Linked DNA regions of Homo sapiens: region 1 is linked to region 2. A link is a contact called in ENCODE Hi-C data. All regions are on one chromosome and are shown on one strand. Each heading gives the region's core, a stretch centred on a gene start or an enhancer-like site at or near the end of the contact. The rest is flanking DNA. Distances are from core to core; before and after follow the strand shown. Region 1 holds the start of CHD4 (chromodomain helicase DNA binding protein 4). Region 2 holds the start of CLSTN3 (calsyntenin 3).

Region 1 (6,266 bases), core at 495-2,994, 520 kb after region 2:
TAGGTACTCTGTCAACACAGGTTGAATGAACATGAGTAGTGGTGAGTAGCGGGAGGGCAGGCCTTCACTCTTGGTGTGTATAGAGCAGGAACCTGAGTTCACATCGTGATGGGATGTCCATCCCCAGGAATGGCCTGGGGGTGTTGGTGAAAGATCCCTGACCTGGGGATGTGGTGAGGGGGAGGATTGCTAGAATGTTGAGAGATAGTCTTTGGATGGGAGTTGGTAATTATTATGGGATGCTGTAGGGTGAATTAGACTTCATGTAAATGTTTCATCTGTCAGCTTGGTATTTTGGTTGGTTGGTGTTCCTCAAAACTTAGGAGCTGGAGGTAAGCATCTGGAAAATACCTAGATTTTGGTGGGACTGGGTGGGGCCCTAGGTGGGCTCCCAGCCCCCGAGTGTCTGGAAATGATGGTATGAGGGAAGCTGGGGTCCCAGACATCAGGAGGCTTTTTGCCAGGATACTACTTTGGCCCAGAAAGGGATTAAGGTGTGTGCAAGTGGGGGCGGGGACAAGGAAGCGTGGGTAGCCTGCCTGGCCCTCCCTGCTCTGGGTGTTAGAATAGACTGACAGCGCCTGGAGATGGGGGTGGGAAGAATATGAATATTATGGGATGCCTGGCTCGAAGGGTATAGGGGTGGTAGAGTGGAGATGAAGCATTATGGGATGTGACACTGGGTTGTGTTGGGAGTATTATGGTATGTTTGGTTGACCACGGGCTCCTTGCAATTATTATGGGATGTCAGGATGTGGGTAGGAGAGTAAAATTATTATGGGATAGCTTTCCAGTGTTAGAGGAAAAGAGATTAGATGTCCATCTGTGGGGCGACAGTAGGGCTGTTGATCATTATGGGTTATCTTTTTGATAGAGGAGGGGTACTTACTATAGGCTGTGGAGCTAGAAGAGGGAAGGCTGGGGGTGATGTGAGCCTCTAGACCCTGGCCTGCAGGGACTGAGGGCAGCTCTAGGGGGTTAGTTATTATGGGATGTCAGTATAGAAAGTGGGAGACTGATTATTACGGGATGTGTGTGGGAGGAGGCCGAGTGTCCGTTGTTGTAGTATGGGGGGGGGTGAGTTTCTGACTATTATGGGATATCAAACTGGGGGTGGATGAAGGATGGTTATTATGGGATGTCTGTGGGGGATGGGGCTGAATATTATGGGATATGAGGCATAAGTGCTGCGAGGGGTGCTTATTATGGGATGGCCATGGGGAGGGAGGGGTGATGAATTATTATGGGATGTTAGCATTAGGTCCAAGAGTGAAGAAGAAGTTGGCAAAGGATGTCTATTATGGGATGTCTAAGAGGGTTAGTTGCAAAAGGTCTGCAATATTTTGAGATGTCAGCAGTCTCTGGCATATGTGTATGAAATGTGGGGGGGCAGGGTGTGTGTGTGTTGTGTGTGTGTGTGTGTGTGTGTGTGTGTGTGTGTGTGTGTGTGTTGGGGGGGGGGGTGTCCGTGTGTATTATGGGATGGCCAGGAGGTGGGCGGTTGCCCAGGTGACGCGCGCGCGCCCGCTGCGAAGGGGGCGTGGCCAGTGGTTGCCTGAGCGACGAGGGGGCGGGGGTTGCCCGGGAGACCTGGGGAGGAGGGTGGCGGTAGTGGAAGGGGGGGGTTGGAGTTGGTTGAGGTTATTATGGGCTGTCCGTGGGGGGGCGGGGCCTGTGCGGTGGGATTTCCCGGCCGGTGTTTCAGGCCCTTTAAGAGGCGACGCTGGAGCCGGAGCCATTTTCCCCCCTTCGGCCGCGGCGAGGAGGAGCCGGAGCGGGAGTGACACCGAGCCGGACCCAGCGCGACCTGCGGCGGCTCCGGGGTGAGGAGAGCGCGGGGTTCCCAAAGAGACGCCCCTCACGGCCCTACCAGCCCCGAGGGTCATCCCGTCACCCGCCCCTTCCTCAGGCGTCTCCGGACCCGCGGACCGCCCCTTGCCCAGAGGAGCCGACCCTTCCTTTCCTGGCCCTGCAGGGCGCCCGGCCTCCTCCCCAGCCCCCGCCCTAACCCTGCCGGAGTCTTGCTCCCCGCGACCCCCCGCCTCCGGCTTGGTCTCCCACAATGCCCGGCGCCCACCCCCTCGCCCTTTGATCACTTGCCCCCCGGGACACGTGGCCCGGCCCCCTTCCCGGTGGGACGCTTTCGCCCCCCGCGTCCCTGCCTCCGGCCCCCCGCAGCGCCCGAGCCTCCACGCCCCCTCGTCCCCGCAGCTCTTGAGGAGAACCTGAGTTGTCCCAGAGGACAGCCTTTGGAGAGCTGCCCTGTCTGGGGACTGGCCCCTCCCCGGGCGCAGGGAGGCGCCCCCCCACCCCCAAGTGACCTTGTGTCCCCGAGCGCCTCGCCGCCTGCGGCCTCCCCTGGCCCCCCCGCGCCGCTGCCACTCGGACCCCCTCCCCCGTCACACCCCGCTCGGTCCAGCCCCGCGTCTCCCCTCCCCGCGCTTGCACCAGCCTGCCCTCGGAGGCGTCGCTCCCTCGCTCCGTGGGGGCGCCTGCCGGGGAGCCGGCTTCCGGGCTGCCCCCGAGGAGTGTGGAACTAAGTTCAGCCTGAGCGGTTCGGGTGCCCTGCTAGGGTGGCTGGGGTGGGGGGCGGAAAGAGCGGGTGGGTGTGGGGGAGGGGGACAGTGCGCGTCACTGACTGTTCTGTGTTTCTCCCCCCTCCCCCGCACAGTGACTCGGGCCAGTGTAGAGGTCCTCAGGCCGCCGGCAGGAGCAGCTGGGCCAATTCCCTGGCCGGGAGCGGAAGGGGATGGCGTCGGGCCTGGGCTCCCCGTCCCCCTGCTCGGCGGGCAGTGAGGAGGAGGATATGGATGCACTTTTGAACAACAGCCTGCCCCCACCCCACCCAGGTAACATCTTCCCCAAGGGCCCATGGCGGGAAGGAGACATCTGGGGCTCTCCCGAGTGACTCCTCTGGTGAGGCAGGGCTGTGTTGCTCCGCTGTCTCTGTGCAGAGCCGGAGGTGGAGGGTATCCGAAGGGAGTGGTTCCCTTCTGCGGAGCTCTGGTGTGAGGGGGGTGGAAGCCATGTGCCTCCTGGGCACGGAGATGCCAGCTTGCTGCACTCTGTCTTGAGGAATGCTCTGCAGTTCCCAGTTGAGGGAGCTCTCTGGGCTGGCAGGCATTACCTGGTATGTGGGTCCTCGGAGGAATGCAGGTAGCTGGGACCCCTGGAGGCTTGTGGTGGTGGTGGTGGAGGGGGGCGTTGAGGATTCTGTTTGAAAGACCAGCCGGGCATCTGTGCTAGTAGGATCCTGTGGTTGCTGCTGTGGAAAGGAAAGAGGGAGTGCTGGTTACACTCTATCTGATTATTTTTAGCTTCTGATCGGTTACCGGTTTTCTGTGCTGTCTGAACTGTGTGAAGTTTGAATCGCGCTCCTCAGCAGGATCTGGAGTGCTTAAAGCAGCCAGGCAGATTGCTGGAATGTTTTGAGTGGGGAAGTGATGGGGGCTCGGGGAGGATGTAATAGCCTAGTGAAGAGGGGCAAAAGAAGGGAGGGCACTCCTCCTCCTGGTGAGTGGACATAGTTTTGGCTTTTTTCCTAGTGGCTTCTGTCTCTATGAGGTAGCCTGCGGTTTAGGCTGGCAGTGTGAAGTGTCTGTGTAGGTGTGCTAGGGGTTACGCTATCTGTGTTTTGGGGTGGCTTCATGAACTGGCCAAACCCGTATGGTTGTAACCACCCTGTCTGATTGGGGGAACTGTTGTCTATCCTCAAATGATGGTTGATGTCATGCCCCTAAGCAGATGTCTTTCTCTTCTGTGTCCTTTTTCAGAGCCCCTAGCTGTGTCACCTACTCATCTCCTTGACCTTCATGTTTTCTAGTTTAATTTTTTTTTCTACATGTCATTTCTTCATTCCTTCTGCTTCTAGTTTTCTTCTCATTCTGGAGCCTGCTGATCCTGTTTTTGTTTCTCATCCAGCATCATTCACTTCTGCCTTCTCTCTTCTTAGCTTCAGTGGAAGTTGAGGTGGTCTGGGAGAGATGCTTTCACATTTGGCACTTTTTAAGTTGGAATTCTTCACTTCAACCTGAGGCCATTTAGGAGAGGGGTTAGTGTTGTCATGGAGTCTGGGCTGTTGGGATGAGAAACTTGGTTTCATCCTTGTGTAGAGTAGGGGGCAGATTTCCATGCCCTTGCCCAAGGTGAGGGCGGAGTTGTGGTGCTGGTAAGGGGACCCTGTCCTTCTGAGAGGGGCATGAGAAACAGTAGTGCTGCCTAAACATTCTGGGTTCCACGTCTTGGCCTCCCATTGGCCACTTGGGCTGGGGCTGCCTTTCATGTTGACCGGGAGCTGCGCAGGAGCTGTGAACTCTGTCCTGAGCTGTAGCATGACCCACTTTTTCCACTTGCCACACCCCATTCCTGTCCCTTTCCTAAATCTTCTCTATATCTCAGTAAGTTTGCGGTTTGCCATTTCAGCATATTATTTGCCTGAGAAGTTTGGGGGGCTCCATGTGCATGGAAGGATGTCCCCTTTGCCTCCATGGGTTGTCTTTGTCTCCACTTCCAGCTTTTATGGGGGTGGTGAGATGTAGCTGATGGGGGTTGGGGGTTGACTTGGGGATTGGTGGGGAAAAGTCCTTAAGAAAATGATTCTTTCTGGTGAAATCCAGGCTGATGTTGCATTCCCAAGGGGGAATGGGAGGGGCGTTCTTGTGCCTGGTCTTATTCTGGGCTGAGAAGCAGGGAGGCTGATGGTGCTTTGTCCAGCCTAATGTCTCATTCCCTAGTATCTGTCTAGCTCAGGAAGTGGGGAGCCAGAGACATTTTAGGGCTAATTTTGGGGGTTAAGAGCTAAGAACATGTCAGGGATTGAAGGAGGGATATTATTTTCTTTTTTATTTTTGAGATGGGGTCTCACTCTGTCGCCAAGGTTGGAGTGCAGTGTGCGATCTTGGCTCACTGCAACCTCCGCCTCCCGGGCTCAAGCGATTCTCCTGCCTCAGCCTCCTGAGTAGCTGGGATTACAGGCACCCACCACCATGCCTGGCTAATTTTTGTTTTTTTAGTAGAGACAGGGTTTCACCATGTTGGCCAAGCTGGTTTCGAACTGACCTCAAATGATCTGCCCGCCTCAGCCTCCCAGAGTGCTGCGATTACAGGCATGAGCCATTGCACCCGATTGGGATATTCTCTTCTACCACTGTCTAGGTCCTGCTCTGTTTTTTTGTGCAGACATTCCCATATGTTGGATAGGAATCTGGGTGGGAGTGGTGAGGAAGCTGAGCTTCAGAGACTTCTTGTGGGCCTCCATTCCTCAAACTAAATCTTTTGGGTATCAGAAATTTGGGGAGAAGGTTGTATGCGCTGACCACAAGTCCACTGAGCCTTTGTTAAATCTCAGCTCTGATGATTGAAAAAATAATTATGATTGAGGGAGTGATCGAGTTCTTCTCTTAGTATTACCTTCATGTTTGTCTCGCTTTCCTTGGGTTTCCTTGCTTAGGATGTTAGGGTGGGCTCTTGTGAACTGTTGTCATCCCAGAGTAGGTGGCATTTGGACCTGGGGCCAGGTAATTTGGGGAGGCTTCTATGAGGGCAGTCTCCCCCCCCGCCACCCCACCTCTCTCAAACCCACCCCCTCCCCTGCCACTTCCTGTCTGTCCTATGTTGGCAGCTGGGTGCCCTGGGCTGGCTTCTGCGGTCAGGAGCCATTTTCCCTCTCCTCAGTGGGTGAGGCACTCCCTTCTTCTCTCCACTCCTTTCTCTACCCACCCCCCTTTGGGCGGGGGTGGCTTGGGAAGAGGGAGAGAGGAGGGAGGAGGGAGTCGGAGCCAGTGTGAATGTCTGTTACAAAGGAAGCTGCCTCCTGGTCTTCTCTGTGTCCCTTCCCACCTATCCTTGCCCAGGAGCTTTCAGTCTTACCCAGGCTTTGTGTGTGCCTCCAGCCAGGGGAGGAGGTGGAGCCAGATGGGAGGAGGCTTGCTGGGGGGCGGGTGTAGGGGAGATGGTGACAGCTGGGCTGATTCGGGCCCCTAGGGAGAAGAGGCTGCTGACCCAGGAGAAGCTGAGGAGGAACATTAGGGTTGGAGATGGGGAAAGGAAATTGTATTTTAGAAGTGGGCATGAGATTGAGCTGGCACCTGAACCTAGGACTTGGAGGTTCTGGTTAATTTGAGCAGTGATGACTTCAAAGTGGTTAGAGAAGGGTGTGGTTTCCGAGACCCCTGAACTGATCCTGTTCTGGGAAGGTATATTCTATAGTTTTTGCCTTCTGAGTAGGATCTTTCATTCTCATTCCCTGGTTTATAGAATAACTTGGT
Region 2 (6,342 bases), core at 1-2,500:
TCCTCCTGGCCCCCTGCGGTCTCTGCGTTTGCTCCCTTTCACTCCTAGGCTCCCGGGCTCCTCCTTGACTCACTCTTTTCCTGATTTTCCTCATTCCTCCCTCTTTTTTCTGCCTCCACCTTTACCCTTTTCCATCCCCTCCTTACCCCCTCCCACGCCTCATCTCCGGTCTTCTCCTTCTCAGCTTTCCCTCTCATACTCATTTAGCGCCCCCCACACACCCACTTCTGCCCTTTCCTGCCAGTCTCCATCCGTTTCCACCTACCTGAGCCCTCTGCCCGCAAGCCCTCCCTCCCGTCCTCCCTCTCCGTCTGTCCGACAGCCCCGCCCAGCTGAATGTATCCGCTGTCTGCCAGAGAGGGCAGCTCTGGTAACCCACAGCCCAGCTGATGCAGGCAAAAGGGTCTGAATGCAGAGGCACACGCAAAAAACATACGTGCTCCGAATTGCTGAACTGCAGCAAATACTTTCTCCCCAGGATGGGATGGAGGCGAAGCAGATGGATCTGCCACACACCCTTAGCATGCGCCAGTGAAAGGGAGAGCCGCGGGGAGAGGCCTATCACCGGCTCGGGGGCAGTCCTTCCCAGACCCGAGGTAGCCACCAGCGTGTAGAAATTAGGGGAAGGGGAGAATAGAGACCCCAGGACGGGAATGGAGACCAAATGGGAGCAAGATGACCAGCAAGAGAAACGCATGGGTAGAGATGGACCAGAAAGGAAGATGTAGCTGGGGGAAGAGAAAGAGAGGAGACGGAGCAGGTCTGAGAACGGATGGGAAGGAGGGTGATCAGAAGAGGGCCAGACACCTGTCAGGTGCCAGGGAGCCTCGACACCTCCTTCCCACCCCCACCCCGCACGGCGCTGCCCGACGCCCCTCTTTCGGTACCCCCACCCCCACCTCACTCACCTTTGTTACAGGAGCAGGACGCGAGCAGAGAGGCCAGCAGAAGGGGCAGCAGCAGGAGGGTCATGGTGCGGCGTGGGGCAGGGCAGGGCCAGGCGTTTGCCTCCCCTGGGAGCCTCCAGCCTGCGGATTCCACCTTGCGGGAGGGATACAGGGGGTCTCCAAGGAGCGGGGTACAGCAGGGCAGGGACGGAAAGGAGCCTGCCGCCCACACTAGTCCATAAAGCGGGCCTGGGCAGATCCCAATCTGGGTAGCTGAGGCGGTGGACTTGCAGCGGCTTCCCGTTTCCCCCAGCCCAGCGTCCTCACTCTCTCACTCCCACCCCAACCCCGCTACTGCAGGATGACGTCAGCACAGCCGGGCAACGATTGATGGGGCCGCCGGCCAATCAGGTGACTGGGAGGGGGGGGGACCAGGTGCTGCAGCGGGGGAGGGAGCCAATGAGACTGGGGCGTCGGGGCTGGAGAGTTTCAAGGCTCCTTCCCCTGGCTGCAATTTTGGGGGAGCCGAGGAACTGCGGGGGCTGGGGAGGAAGCTGGAGAGCCACGGAGGGGGTGGGAAAGAAGAGGGACGTGGGGAGAAAGAAGCCAGAAGCCAGGGGGTGGGGAAGAGAGACGTCAGCGGGACCTGAGGGCGGCCAGGAGGGGTGGCACCGCGTCACCCCGCCCCCCAACTCTGCCATAACCTGTTTCCACAGCCCCTTCCATCCACAGATCCGTGCTGCGTGCCCTCTGGGAAGGGTGAAGTAAAACCCTCAGTCTGAGCCTGAGAAATCCTGGCATTTGTAGCCCAGGGCTGCGAGGAAGCCACAGGGCGGTCCGCAGGGCGGTATCGAGGCTCTGGGACCCAAGGAGGGGCAGGACGTCGTGCACCCCTCGCGCACGCACCTGTCGGGACCGGCCGCCTCCTCCTGCCTACCTGTCCTGCCTCCTTCGCCCCGAATTTCACCTTAAACCATGATGAACCAAGCCCAGTGGATTCTGAAGCCCGGGACGATGGCAGGTTCGAGAGAGAATTGGGCAGCTGGGGGCGGGGCACAATATTATTTAGGCGCCTCCACCCCACCTTCACAGAAATACATCTGGAAAGCATGGGCTGTCCTAGGGCTGGGGACTGGGGGTTACGGTCTCATCGATGACTCAGAGGGAGAGAAAACCCCCTGGGTCCCAAGCCAAAAAGAATAAAATTCTCCAGAATAGCCAACAAACTCCTCTCAGGCTGTCTGTTCCGGACTTTGAACTCAGCACCCCTCGGGCTCCACCTCCCTCCTAATGGCTCTTTAGGACCAAGAGTCTGGAATGCCACTTTGGGGTCCCAGTTGAGCACACTACCTGAGGGAGCTCTGAGAGCCAGGCCTACAGGGTGCTCTTCATGGTGGCAGCTGGCCATCCTCACCCCCTCCCCTCACATCTTCCAACATCACTCAGTCCCAGGATCTCAGGATATTGTTGGAACTCATCTCCACCTCACACAGCCAGACCAGCCTCAGGTGTCTCCCAGGAAAGACTGCCCCTCAGGCCCTGGGACGGTTCCCAAGCCTGCCAGAAATGAGGTGGAGGCCAACACTGACCTTTGGATGGCTGAGTTTTGGATGACTGACAGCCCCAGATCCTGCTCCAGGTTCCTTCCTCAGGAAGGATCCTGCTCCAGGTTCCTTCCTCAGGAAAAGCCAAGGTCAGGCGCAACTTTGCCAAATCCCTGCCCCTCCTTCAGGCTGGAGACACCACCCCCAAACTCACCATGCGGGGAGGGAAGAAGTCTGGTAGGGACTCTTATTGCAACAGGGCCCCAGCCTTATAAAAAGCCCTGGTAACCCGGCCATTACACATCCTGTCTCTGTGTGTGGAGCTGGCTGGAATCTCTCAGCCTCACCTGCCAGACAACACCCCCTCCTTCCTCACCCTGTCTCCTGCATTCTCCTGAAACCTTCATCCACACAATGCCTCCCAACCTCACTGGCTACTACCGCTTTGTCTCGCAGAAGAACATGGAGGACTACCTGCAAGCCCTAAGTAATGGCCTCGCCCTCCCAGACCCCTGTCACTCCCTTTCTCCCCTCTTCCTTCCTGCTTCTTGGTCCCATGGAGAAGAGGGAATGCCCGGGGTTGGACACTGTGGAAAGGCTCAGGCGGCTGGCACCAGACCTGGGATCCATTTCTAACCAGGCATTGGTAGGAGGGGGTGAATCCACAGTCCCAGACCCAAAGAAGGGAAACTCACAGCCCTGAGGGGCTGCTGCAGGCAGAGGAGCTCCTGGCTGGCTAGCAGCACCCCTACTAACAGGCAGCCCCCACAGACATCAGCTTGGCTGTGCGGAAGATCGCGCTGCTGCTGAAGCCGGACAAGGAGATCGAACACCAGGGCAACCACATGACGGTGAGGACGCTCAGCACCTTCCGAAACTACACTGTGCAGTTTGATGTGGGAGTGGAGTTTGAGGAGGACCTCAGGAGCGTGGACGGACGAAAATGCCAGGTACATTTCCCCTGGCTGGGCGGTGGCCGGAAGGAGGCATCACAGGAGACTCCTAACAACATGGGGCAAAACAAAGTGACCTTCCCCAGCCAGAGCAGCGGGGAGGAGGGGAATGGTCACCACAGCAGGGAATGCAGTCCCCAGGATACCAGTCTCCAGAACTAACAGGTCCTGGTGCTCCCTGTCTCTCTCCCACTTCTTCCCTGCCCCCTCTTATCACCAGCCCAAAGGGCAAAGAACAGGCCAACCCAGACCGAAGAGCAAACATTTGCCCACCCTCCAGCCTGTGACACTGTTGGTCACCCAGAGTCCCTTTTACTTTAGCATCAATAACTTCACTCTCCTGCATTTCTTTCTACTTCTTACATATTCCTTCTTAGCCTCCTTTGCAGATCCTAGTCCTCCTATTAATCCTTTAAACTGGAGTTTTCTCCGCAGAGTTTTGTTCTTAATGTCTTCTCCCTTTTGTCTGCCCACTATCCATAGGCTAAATCATCTACACCCATGCCTTCTGCTTCCATCTATAGGCTGCCCTTGGCATGAATTCTCCAGCCAGAGCCATCTCCTGAGCTCCAGGGCAATGTTTTCAACTGCCTACAAAATACAGTTGGCCCTCCATATTCATGGGTTCTGCATCCACAGCTTCAGCAAACTGCAAATGGAAAAATATTTGGGAAAAATAAAAATAAAAAATAACAATACAAAATGATACAAATAAAAAACAATACAGTATAGCAACTATTTACAGAGCATGTACATTGCATTAGGTATTATAAGTAATCTAGAGATGATTTAAAGCATATGGGAAAAGGCTGGGCGTGGTGGCTCACACCCATAATCCCAAGACTTTGGGAGGCTGAGGCAGGCAGATCACTTGAGGCCAGGAGTTCAAGACCAGCCTGGCCAACATGGTGAAACCTCATCTCTACTAAAAATACATAAATTAGGCCAGGTGCAGTGGCTCACACCTGTAATCCCAGTACTTTGGGAGGCCAAGGCGGGCGGATCACCTGAGGTCAAGAGTTCGAGACCAGCCTGACCAACATGGAGAAACCCCATCTCTACTAAAAATACAAAAAATTAGGCAGGCATGGTGGCGCATGCCTGTAATCCCAGCTACTCAGGAGGCTGAGGCAGAAGAATCACTTGAACCTGGGAGGCAGAGGTTGCAGTGAGCCAAGATCGCACCACTGCACTCCAGCCTGGGCAACAAGAGCGAAATTCTATCTCAAAAAAAAAAAAAAAAAAAAATACAAAAGTACAAAAATTAGCCGGGCATGGTGGCGCATGCCTGTAATCCCAGCTACTTGGGAGGCTGAGGCAGGAGAATTACTTGAACCCGGGAGCCAGAGGTTGCAGTGAGCCAAGATCATGCCATTGCATTCTAGTCTGGGTGACAGAGCAAGACTCTGTATCAAAATGATAATAATAAAGTACACAGGGGGATGTATGTAGTTTCTCTACAGATACTAAGCCATTTTATTCAGCAGATTTAGTGAGGTGGGGGTCCTGGAACCAATTTCCATTTGAATGCCAAGGTCAAATTCAAATTCACTGTCTTCCTATCCAAACCTACCCCACTTTTATATCTACTCTCTCCACTAATGGCAATAACCAGCCAGGCCAGAGACCTGGGAGTCATGGTCAATATCTCTTGTTTCCTTACCTCTAGGCTCCCAGCACACACACACACACACACACACACACACACACACACACACACACACACCACCACCACCACCACCACCACATCTAATCGGCCAAGAAATCTTTGTAGCTTTTCTGCATTACCCAGTATAGCAGCTGCTAACTTCAGATGGCCGTTGAATACTTGAAATATAACTAGTCCAAATCTAGATGCTGTAAGTGGACTTTCAGACAATGCCAAATAAAAAGAAGCATTTCGGAAATGTTTATATTGGCTGCATGCCGAAATAATAATATTTTGAATATTTTTGGTTAACTAAAATATATTATTTAAATTAATTTCCCCTATTTCTCTTTACTTTTCTAATATGGCTCCTGACCCATTTTATTTCTGTTGAGCATCACTCTTCTAAATGGCTCTCCTGTGTTCCCTCCTAACCTTTCTCTATCACCACCCTAATTCAGGCCTTCATTTCCTGGTGCCTGAAATTGCTTTTTTGTGTTTTTGTGTTTTTTTTTTTTTGGTAGAGGTGGGGTCTCACTGTGTTGCCCAGGCTGGTCTCAAACTCTTGACTTCAAGTGATTCTCCCGCCTCAGCCTCCCAAATGCTGAGATTACGGGCCTAAGCCACTGCACCCAGCTGGTTCTCACGCTTAACCCTCCTCTAATCTGCATGCTGTAGCCACAGGGTCTACTTAAAACATAAATGTGATCATGTCACTCTCTGACTTACACCCTTTCAGTGATGATCTATTACATTACATCATCTGTTACACTTAACTCAGCATACAAGGGTCTCTGTGAATCAACTCTTCAATTGCCTCCACCACATATACTCTAGGTTAGAGCCCTTCAGAACTAATTGCCTTTCTCTTTTACCGCTATTTCTAGCTGTTTCTTTCCTTGCTAGAAATTTCCCATTCTCTCCAATCTAATTAACTCCCAACTTCCTTAAAGATTTCACTCTGCCCGCCCCACTGCCATCCCTCACTCTTGCCTGGTGTCACAGTTACCTATTTACTGATCCTCTATCTCTTCAAGACTCTGAGCTCCTTGTTTGGGGCCTATCCTAAAGGAGAACTCAATAAAGGTTGATTGGAATGCTCAGGCCCAGAGGGGCTGACCCTTTATTTCTAAGGATACTTCAGCTGTTCTTGAAACCGAGAAAGAGGAGAAATGAGATTACCTGGTAGGATTCCCAACCAATCTCTCTTTTTTCTCAAAAGTCCCTCTAGGTCAGCCAGAAGTATCCAGAGGAAAAAGTCTCCATTCTTCATAAATGCCCTCCCCAATTTCACCTCTACTTATCCTGCT

The links. A loop is a pair of places that touch in the nucleus more often than their neighbours do. Pooled maps may share reads with other maps.
Region 1: a pooled map shows a loop between it and region 2 (7-fold over the local background). The contact joins the promoter of CHD4 here to the promoter of CLSTN3 in region 2. A Hi-C loop is called at or near these places in 5 of 50 pooled maps.

Annotation. Positions count from the first base shown.
Region 1 is chr12:6,602,857-6,609,122 of GRCh38, reverse strand. It overlaps CHD4 (chromodomain helicase DNA binding protein 4), which reads left to right and starts at 1,744. Exons shown (of 40, transcript NM_001273.5): 1 at 1,744-1,823; 2 at 2,672-2,849. The coding sequence starts at 2,750. It overlaps LOC124902867 (a long non-coding RNA gene), which reads right to left and starts at 3,237. Exons shown (of 2, transcript XR_007063193.1): 1 at 3,128-3,237; 2 at 1-8. RefSeq lists enhancers at 1,124-1,273, 3,014-3,173 and silencers at 1,864-1,963, 2,374-2,433, 2,614-2,663.
Region 2 is chr12:7,125,279-7,131,620 of GRCh38, reverse strand. It overlaps CLSTN3 (calsyntenin 3), which reads right to left and starts at 1,250. Exons shown (of 18, transcript NM_014718.4): 1 at 909-1,250. The coding sequence starts at 972. It overlaps RBP5 (retinol binding protein 5), which reads left to right and starts at 2,732. Exons shown (of 4, transcript NM_031491.4): 1 at 2,732-2,918; 2 at 3,203-3,381. The coding sequence starts at 2,846. RefSeq lists silencers at 234-303, 1,394-1,493 and an enhancer at 451-952.